Regions from separate parts of the Mus musculus genome. Here all the other regions are linked to region 3. A link is a contact called in ENCODE Hi-C or POLR2A ChIA-PET data. All regions are on one chromosome and are shown on one strand. Each heading gives the region's core, a stretch centred on a gene start or an enhancer-like site at or near the end of the contact. The rest is flanking DNA. Distances are from core to core; before and after follow the strand shown. Region 1 holds the start of Coq10b (coenzyme Q10B). Region 2 holds the start of Mob4 (MOB family member 4, phocein). Region 3 holds the start of Hspd1 (heat shock protein 1 (chaperonin)).

The links. Hi-C counts contacts between places; a loop is a spot of excess contacts on that map. ChIA-PET counts read pairs that join two places held with the same protein, here RNA polymerase II (POLR2A).
Region 1: a map of gastrocnemius shows a loop between it and region 3 (5-fold over the local background). The contact joins the promoter of Coq10b here to the promoter of Hspd1 in region 3. A Hi-C loop is called at or near these places in 8 of 37 maps with a recorded cell type or tissue (gastrocnemius, heart and left cerebral cortex). POLR2A ChIA-PET finds 5 or more read pairs at or near these places in 4 of 5 experiments (Patski and embryonic stem cell).
Region 2: a map of left cerebral cortex shows a loop between it and region 3 (7-fold over the local background). The contact joins the promoter of Mob4 here to the promoter of Hspd1 in region 3. A Hi-C loop is called at or near these places in 22 of 37 maps with a recorded cell type or tissue (T-helper 1 cell, T-helper 2 cell, adrenal gland and 8 more). POLR2A ChIA-PET finds 5 or more read pairs at or near these places in 4 of 5 experiments (Patski and embryonic stem cell).

What each region holds. Positions count from the first base shown.
Region 1 is chr1:55,051,386-55,054,178 of GRCm38, forward strand. Coq10b (coenzyme Q10B) reads left to right here and starts at 1,385. Exons shown (of 5, transcript NM_001039710.1): 1 at 1,385-1,605. The coding sequence starts at 1,490.
Region 2 is chr1:55,129,932-55,132,740 of GRCm38, forward strand. It overlaps Mob4 (MOB family member 4, phocein), which reads left to right and starts at 1,314. Exons shown (of 8, transcript NM_025283.3): 1 at 1,314-1,428. The coding sequence starts at 1,369.
Region 3 is chr1:55,086,475-55,089,196 of GRCm38, forward strand. Hspd1 (heat shock protein 1 (chaperonin)) reads right to left here and starts at 1,458. Exons shown (of 12, transcript NM_010477.4): 1 at 1,305-1,458; 2 at 292-467. The coding sequence starts at 465. Hspe1 (heat shock protein 1 (chaperonin 10)) reads left to right here and starts at 1,674. Exons shown (of 4, transcript NM_008303.4): 1 at 1,674-1,938; 2 at 2,577-2,722. The coding sequence starts at 1,936.

The DNA of each region.
Region 1 (2,793 bases), core at 135-2,634, 35 kb before region 3:
GTGTACAGTCAAACATGTCCTGGAGAAGCCAAGAGTTCTACATCTTGACTCAGAAGCAGGTGGGAAGAGATGCCCTTTTCCAGGCAGCCAGGAGGAGGGTCTCTTCTGCTCTGGCCAAAGCTTAAGCTTTGGACCTCAAAGCTCACTCCTACAGTGACTCACCTCCTCCAACAAGCCCAAACCTACTCCAACAATGCTACACTTCCTAATAGTACCACTTCCCATGGGCTAAGCATATTCAAACCACCACATACAAGTCACATAATTACCCGATAATGCAGTACACATTAGTTCTATCTTCCCTTTTGGAATATGAGCTATGTGAGGAGACAGACTCATTCACACCTCCAACATCTAGTAAGTCTTTCAAAATATATTATTGCCTATGTTTAACCAACAATCTCATTTATTCCTCAAGCTCTGCTAACCAAATGCAGCAGGCAGGATGGCCTACTGGGTAGAACTTGCTGTGCAAGTCTGATGACTCAAATTGAATCTCCAGGAACCCACATAAAGATGGAAGGTGAAGAGGTGACTTCACAAATGTGCCGTCTGACTTTCATAAGCCAAACACACATCACACACGTACATTCATATAGTAATAAAATATAATTCTATTTTTTAAAAAACTGTATTAGAGTCAGTGAGATGGCTAATCATTTAAAAAAAAACAATCGCTATGCAAGCCTGTTAAGTGAGTTCTTATTCCTTAGACCCACATGGGAAGACTCTGACCTTCACATATGCGTTTGTTACGTGTGCCCCTCCCTTATATGTAAGTCAGGACCTCATCCAATCCCTGAATGTGGCAAGCAAAATTGTTGCTTTGTATAGAATGAGAAAAACCTGGATCATAAAGGCAACACTACACCATATCTTGGCCACGTATGAAGAAGGCAGCTAGAACTGACAGGTCACTGGGCCTGTTCGGGGCGGTATGACCCGAAGTTGCTCTCTGAACAACACCTCAGGGTCAGCACAGCAGGTACCGTTTGAGATCGTCAATACACAGTAAAATCTGCCAGGCTCGGCAGCAGGAGCGAAAACACGCTGGGCCAGCGCTGGGTGGGGTGGGTGTGGGAGGCAGTTACATAATTAGCCAGCTCCTGGGCTTTCCTCCCCCGGCAGGGCGGCCCTCACGAGCCGAGCCTCGAGACTCGACCCCAAATAGCTCCAGGAAAAAACCCGGACCGTAGGTGAACCCAGGAGTTCGTCACGAAGATTACATAAGTGGCAGACTCCTGGCAGGAGCAGAGCGTGTCCCGGAGATCCGCGCCCCGATTGGCTGTCCCGAGGCGGCACTGGACACGTGCGTCAGCCTAGCGTCAGCGTGGCGTCATGGGGTTGGGAGGGACTTAGTGGGAAGAGGCGTGTCCAGCTGCTCAGAGGGCTCCCGGATTGGCTGAGAGGCGCAGGAGCCGTCCCTCCAGGCCGGCCTGAGGGCGGCGCCTCGTTCCGGGTGCCCGCGTTGGCTACCGGCTTCACAAAGATGATCATGGCAGCTCGGACCAGTCAGAGGGCCCTGGCGAGGGTGGCATCGGGGTGCCATCCGAAGTCGACCACCGTGACGGAAGCCCCGGCGCGGGGGTCTGCGCGCGACGTCAGGTAGCGAGCGGAGGTTTTCCGGGCGGCGGGTTCGGGACGGGCCTGTGGCCGGGGCGCTGACCCTAGTCGGCTCCGGAGACCCGGGGCGCGGCGCTCGGCCGGCTGGTCTGCGTGCACCTCATATTATCGGGGTGAGTCAGCGACGAGACGGCCGTGGGAGGACGGACAAGCAGCCGGGTCTCCGGCTCCCGCCCTTCCGGTCTCCAAGAGGTGGGCGGCGGCCGTCGGGAAAGTTTAACTGCGCCCGAGAGCGCCGGCTCCCGGGCCGTGGGAGTGCGTGTCCTGGCGGTGAACCGCTTGTCAGACGCTCTCTCACTTGCTGTGGAGTTCTTTGACCCCGGCCACTCAGCGCTTGCAAAATGAAACACAGCCAACAAAGAGGACCTGTTGTTTTTTTCACTACACTGTAACTTTGAGGTCCTGTAACCTTGAAGATGGCTCTGTCCTCGGTTTTCCTGCTTGGTCCTTTAGGTGGAGATGAACCTAGAGACCTGAAGGACACTATAAGTCTACAATGCAGTTTTCTATTACAAATAAGACTGTAATAAAGTATTCTCAAAAATTAAAATTAACTCAGAGTGGCGGCTCACACCTGTAATTTTAGCAATAAAGTCAAGTAAGTATCGCGGTGGGTTCAAGGCCAACCCGAACTACAAAGTGAGCCCCTGTCTCAGGACCAAAAGAAAAGAAAATTGGTATTTGAGATGAATCAATATGTATACATTACAGAGGAGAAAGTCCAACTCTTGCCTGGGTTTCAGAACATTTTGGTTGAATGAAGACTTTAAAATGTCAGCCAAGAGGCCAGGTCTGGTGCTTTGGAGGCCAGCCTGGTCTGTGTAGCTAGTTGCATATCAGCCAGAGCTACAAGGTAAGATTTGTCTCAAAAACAAACAGAAACTAGCAGCCATGCTTCATCTCCAAATCTTACACAAACATGTTGAAACTGTGAAATCGGGTAGTTTATCCTCAAAAGATAGCTTTTCAAGCAGGACATACTGCTTATATTACTGATTAAATGTTGCTTTGCTGCTTATGGTCCGAGGCTCATGCTCAGAAAGTCCATACCAGCCTCAGCCTGGGAAATACCAAGTGACTGGATCTAAAAAAAAAAAAGGCAACAAAAATGGTATATAAATGCATAAAAGTATTACATTATCTTGTGTTCTGGCCTTTAATGTAATATGT
Region 2 (2,809 bases), core at 64-2,563, 43 kb after region 3:
TGGCCCAGCTCTGAGAAGTGGCTCACTTTGGGCGGGTCTTGATGCAGATACCAGCTTCTGCCTCCAGCTTAAGACCTCTGTTTCTGAACCCCATGCTCTTGAAGTTATAAAGAGCACTTACCCAGTGTCCACAACTTCCTCACCAGGTGTCCCATGGTACTATAAACCAAAACAAACTTTTCTTGTTTGGAAAAAAAAAAGATTCTGGTAAAAATGCTGTGTTTTTTTTCTTATTTTGGGAAAGATTGAGAGAAGATTTAAGTCTTGCTCTGTAGCCCTGCCTGGCCTGGAACTCTCTATGTAGCCCATGCTGGCTTTGAATTCTAAACAATTCTTTTAACTGTTTTGCTTATTTACTTGCTTATTTATTTAATGTGTGTAAGCTTTTTACCTGCATGCGCCCAAGGGATTCAGAAAAAGGTGTGGGATCACCTGGGTTGGATTACACATGAACCCCTAAGCCTGGCCGGGCATGCCGTGTACTCCGTTGGTCCCAGCACTCAAAACAAATCTCTTAAATTCAAGGAACATCAGGGAGACGCTGTCTCCAAAAAAAGAAAACACAAAACCAAAACAACAACAAAAGAAAACACACAAAAAACATCACACTTAAAAACACGAGAAACTTGGAATTTTGTTAAGATACAGAATTCATAAAAGCCATCAAGGGCTATTCATTTCCTCCTGCTTCCGACTTGCAAAAATGTGAGTTTATTTTAACTCTAACACACAATAACAGATGTGCGCTTTCTATCTCATGATGGGCATTTTTTTTTTTAATTTAGCATTGAGTCTTTTATCTACGGAAACCAACTTGTCATTGAAAGAGTCCTTGGCTTTTCAGTAAGAGGACCCTAGAAGCAAGATTTATCAGTACCTCCTGTCTTCCCTTTAACCGACCCAGCCAATCTGATTCTAGATTGGGTTAATCCATGAAGATTCTATAAAAATTTACCAGATTATCTGGGGTGGAGAATTATGTTCTCATTTCGCTTTTCTGAGATGGTCACTATTGTGCAAACTGCCCTTCCAGTCTATAGACAGCTGAAGGACAAACACCCACAAGTGACGCAGGCTTGGGTCACCTGCACCACAGACCTTGGAAGCGGCTCTCTACCCCAGCTTCCGGTCGCATCTTCCTTTTCGGCCTCGGCGGAGCTCCGCCGGCTGTTCATTCTGTGCTCCTCCCTCCGCCGGAGCCGCGGGCTCGGCACTCTTCCCATGGTGCTCCGCGCGGGCGGCGGCTGTTCCGCAGGCTGCCGCCCCTCCCCGCCGCCGCAGCGCTGAGCCCCGCCGTGCCCCGCCCCCCGCGCAAGCTGCCGGCCCCCACATCCGGGTACCGACGCCAGCCGCCCAGACTCTGGCACTATGGTCATGGCGGAGGGGACGGCAGTGCTGAGGCGGAACAGGCCAGGCACCAAGGCGCAGGTATCGTCCCTACGGCTTTCCTGTCACAGAGTTGGCGGGGCCGAGCCGGGGCTCTCCTGCTGGCGGGACTCCGTCTAGGAGAGGCCAGGGCGAGCGGGTGGGGGCCGTGGCCGCGGTGGCTGGCCTGCGCTTCCGGAGCCGCGGCCCCGGAGGCAGCCGAGCCGGCGCCGGCCGCCCTGGAGGCCTGCTAGACGCAGGACCCCGCTGTGTTCGCCGAGGCCCGGGGCTGACGCTTGTCACCAGCGGCTGCTGCTGCGCTGCCTGCTGTGAGTGGCAGCTGACGGCGCCCGGGTGTGGGGTGGGCCAGCTGGGGACCAGGGGGCTGTCCCCGCGTCGGGACCGCCGGCGTCGAGGGCTGTAAACACTGCCCACCTCACCGGGAGCAAGCTTGGCCGGTGACGTACCTGCCGGTCGGCTCCATCCAGTTGGTCTAGCCGGATGCAGGTGGCACTAGTTTGCGTTATCCTCCTGTTGTTTGTCTTTGCCACCACTCCCTTCGGCTTCCCTGCAGCTGTTCTCTGGTCCAGCAAGTTTTCGGCACCAGGTTGTGACTTGTTACATGTCATTCCTTGCGTATATTCATGCTAATGCGCGTGGACAATAGTCGGAATGAACTGATTATATACATCAAAATAATAGTAGGGCACTATGGGGAGTAAATTGGTGCTTCTTAGGACTTGCAAACCAGGGATGCTTCACAGTAAAAAAGAACAGAAAAGAACGGAAAAGACCCCCCCCCCAAAAAAAAAAACCACCCACGTTGACATTCAAACTTGATAGGATTAATCAGCCTTTGGAAATGGGTTGAGTCGTTGAGTAGAAGTTCTAAAATCAAAAGAGATATGTTTAAAATGTAATTTTAGCAGGCTGTGTTCTTGTTGCTGCCCAGCCTGCTGCCTCTTACCGTGTACTGAGTAAACTTTTTCTGTTAAAATGTAATTTTTAGGGTCAAGTGGAAATCAAAATACTTAATGCTACTGAGTTTTAGAGAGTTACTGTTTTTCTTTTCTTTCTTTTGTCTTTCTTCTTTCTCTCTTCTCTCTCTTCTCTCTCTCTCTCTCTCTCTCTCTCTCAAGGGTTTCCCTGTGTAGCCTTGACTTTCCTGGAAGTAGCTCTGTAGACTAGGTTGGCCTCGAACTCCGAGATCCACCTGCCTCCCCCATACACACACATCCAATTTAGAGACTTGCTATTTATTATGGATTTTGAAGGTTCTCAAAGTCAGGCTACCCTCGAATTATACTATATAGTTGAAGGTGACCTTGGACTCTGTTTGCCGAAACTCTGGGGGCTAGACTTACAATACATACCACCATTCAGGGCTTATACAGTGTTGGGGAATGACACCTATCAATTGAGCTACATCTCTAGCCCTAGAGAA
Region 3 (2,722 bases), core at 208-2,707:
GACGAGATCCAAAATTTAATGCAAGCATGCACAAAATCATGACTATAGTTTGAAAATCCTCCTTGAGATATTACTACTCTATTACATCACAATGTACAAAAGTCCCCCAAATCGCCTGGAGCAGTAGTAAGGACACCATGGTGGTAGAATGACCAATAGACCTCCTGACTAAATAACACCTCTAGACCACTAAGTTGTACCACATGCAAATTAGATTTTTCACAAAACTTGATAACAAATTGCTGTCTTGCAGCTACTATATTCTTTAACACCATTTAAGTATACTGGTACCTTTGGCCCCATTGTAACAGCTACAGCATCTGCTAAAAGGTCTACACCTTGAAGCATTAAGGCTCGAGCGTCCGCACCAAATTTTACATCTTTGGCATAGGCCCGAGTGAGATGAGGAGCCAGTGCCCGGGACACTGGTCTCATCTGGCGAAGGACTGTGGGTAGTCGAAGCATTTCTGGGGAAGGAAAAAAGAAAAATCACTACAAACTTGTCCAACGGTGCTTCAAAACATGGGAGGCTAGATTGGAGCTGGGCTGTCCTCTGCTAACCACCATGCCTGGGCGCTGCAGATTCAGGGCATAATCTGCTAGCCAACTGATCATGGAGGCTGACCCCAAGCCTGACCAACAGCATAAGCACAAAGCACAGAAAACCACATCCCCATGGCCACCCACTCTGCCCTCTCAAGTTAATCTTTCACTGCCAAAGCGGCCTTGGGAGCAGATCCACTCCGAAAAGTGTCCAAAGGAAAAAAATCAAGTTGGTGCAAGCAAGGCAGGTTCTAAATGCAATTGCCTAGAGAACTACAGAAGTACTCATGACGGTGCAAAACCCTCTGAGTGTGTCGCCAGGTATCCACCCGAAGCTACGGTAACACAGCAGCTAGCAAGGCCGGAGGAAAAGACAGTAGGTCAGTCCAGCCTCGCGGCCCCACGTGTCTTCCCGACCAGGAGCCCCGAGCAAGGTCAAAGTGAACACCGGACCGCCGCGGCCACCGGGGACTAAAGGACCCCGACCACCCTCCCACAGAGTCCTGCAGTGCGCCAGGCGCAGGTGGCACCAGAGGGCCCAAGTTGCTTCCACCCTAGCCCGCCCTTGCTCCGGCGCTCGGCCTGGATCGCGTGGTCCCCGCCACACGTGATGAAACCAGCGTGGCCCCGCTGGGCCTGGACAAGTGAGCCGAGCCTGCGGCGTCGCTGCCAGACTTCTCCCCCTAGTCCTCCGTGCTCGGTCCGCGCTGCAAGCAGCCCCCCGCGAGCGCCGGGGCGCCCTGCACGCCGAGGCCGCGTACCTGCGGGGCGGCGGCAGGAGAGCACGAGGCGAGGCAGGCCGTCTGCGGCGAGTGAGGGACCCAGCTCTGGGCGCGCACCGCAATGAGCCCGAGTCCCCTCCCTCCCCGCCCCGCCCCGCGGCCCCGCGTGTGCGCGCGCGCGCCCCCCGCTCTCTCCCACGCCGGGGCCCTGCAATCTGCATGCGGCGCGCGCGGCCCCGCCCTCCGTACCAGAGCCGCCTCAGCTCTGCGGCCTCAGCCCTCTCCCGCCGCCCTACGCTGGTTCCTGGGCCACGGTCCGTTCTAGAACCTTCCGGAAGGCCCCGCGCGTCCCGTGGGTGAAAGGTCAAGTGGCGTCATTTCCGGGAGGGGGGCTCGTTCTTTCACCTCGGCGGCCGGCCTGGAAAAGCCTAGAAAGTGCTCCCCTTTTCTTCCGCCTCCGGCCGCCCGCGTCGGCCCCCTTGCGCGGAGCCCTCGCCACCAATCGGCGCGCGCGTCGGCGTGGCCGCCCCCTCTCACGCTCGGGGGGCTGAGTGCGCCTGCGCGCTGCGCGGCCTTTTCACGTGTCCCAGCCGGCCAGCAGGACTCTCCTTGCAGCAGCGGCCCGAGTTCAGAGTCCGGAGCTGCGGTGGTGGCGGCGAAGGCGAGAGTCATGGTGAGTGTCTCGTGGTTGGCAGGCCTGCGGGTCCAGTTCGGCCTGCGGCCCACGGCGAACCCTTGTGCGCTTTGGGACTAATAGGACAGGGGTCCGGGGTCTGGTCAGTGTCCGGTGTCCGCCCATGGCTCTGCAGAAGCGAGGCCATTTCTCTCTCCACCATGGCTTTGCCGCACGCACGTGTGCGACAAAGCGTCTGGGGCAGGGGGCGGGAACCCGATGCACACGCAGAAGCCCACCTGCCCTGGCAGGGCTTCAGTGGATGTGTCCTATGTTGGAGAAAGACTAAGATCCAGGCTCGAAAAGTGACGCCACTCCCCCGTTATTCGAATTTTTAAAAAAATTAAAGAAATGTTTGACCTTGGAATAGATCAAGGTGGCGATTGCTGATTAGTAATGAAGACCCCCCCCCACCACCACCACCACACACACACACACACCAGACAGGGAAATGAAACTCAGTTTGTCCTATATAGAGTGGAACACTGAGTATATTCTAAAAGTACACTTGAATTTTCTTGTCCTTTTTGGAACAGGTCAGTTTTGACCTGTTGAGAGTTAAGGCTTGCGGTGGTCTTAACTGTTCGTGTTCTGACACTTCGAACTTACACTCTGTTTGATCACATTTCTCTCCACAGGCTGGACAAGCTTTTAGGAAGTTTCTTCCGCTCTTTGACAGAGTATTGGTTGAAAGGAGTGCTGCCGAAACTGTAACCAAAGGTGGCATTATGCTTCCAGAAAAGTCTCAAGGAAAAGTGTTGCAAGCAACGGTCGTGGCTGTGGG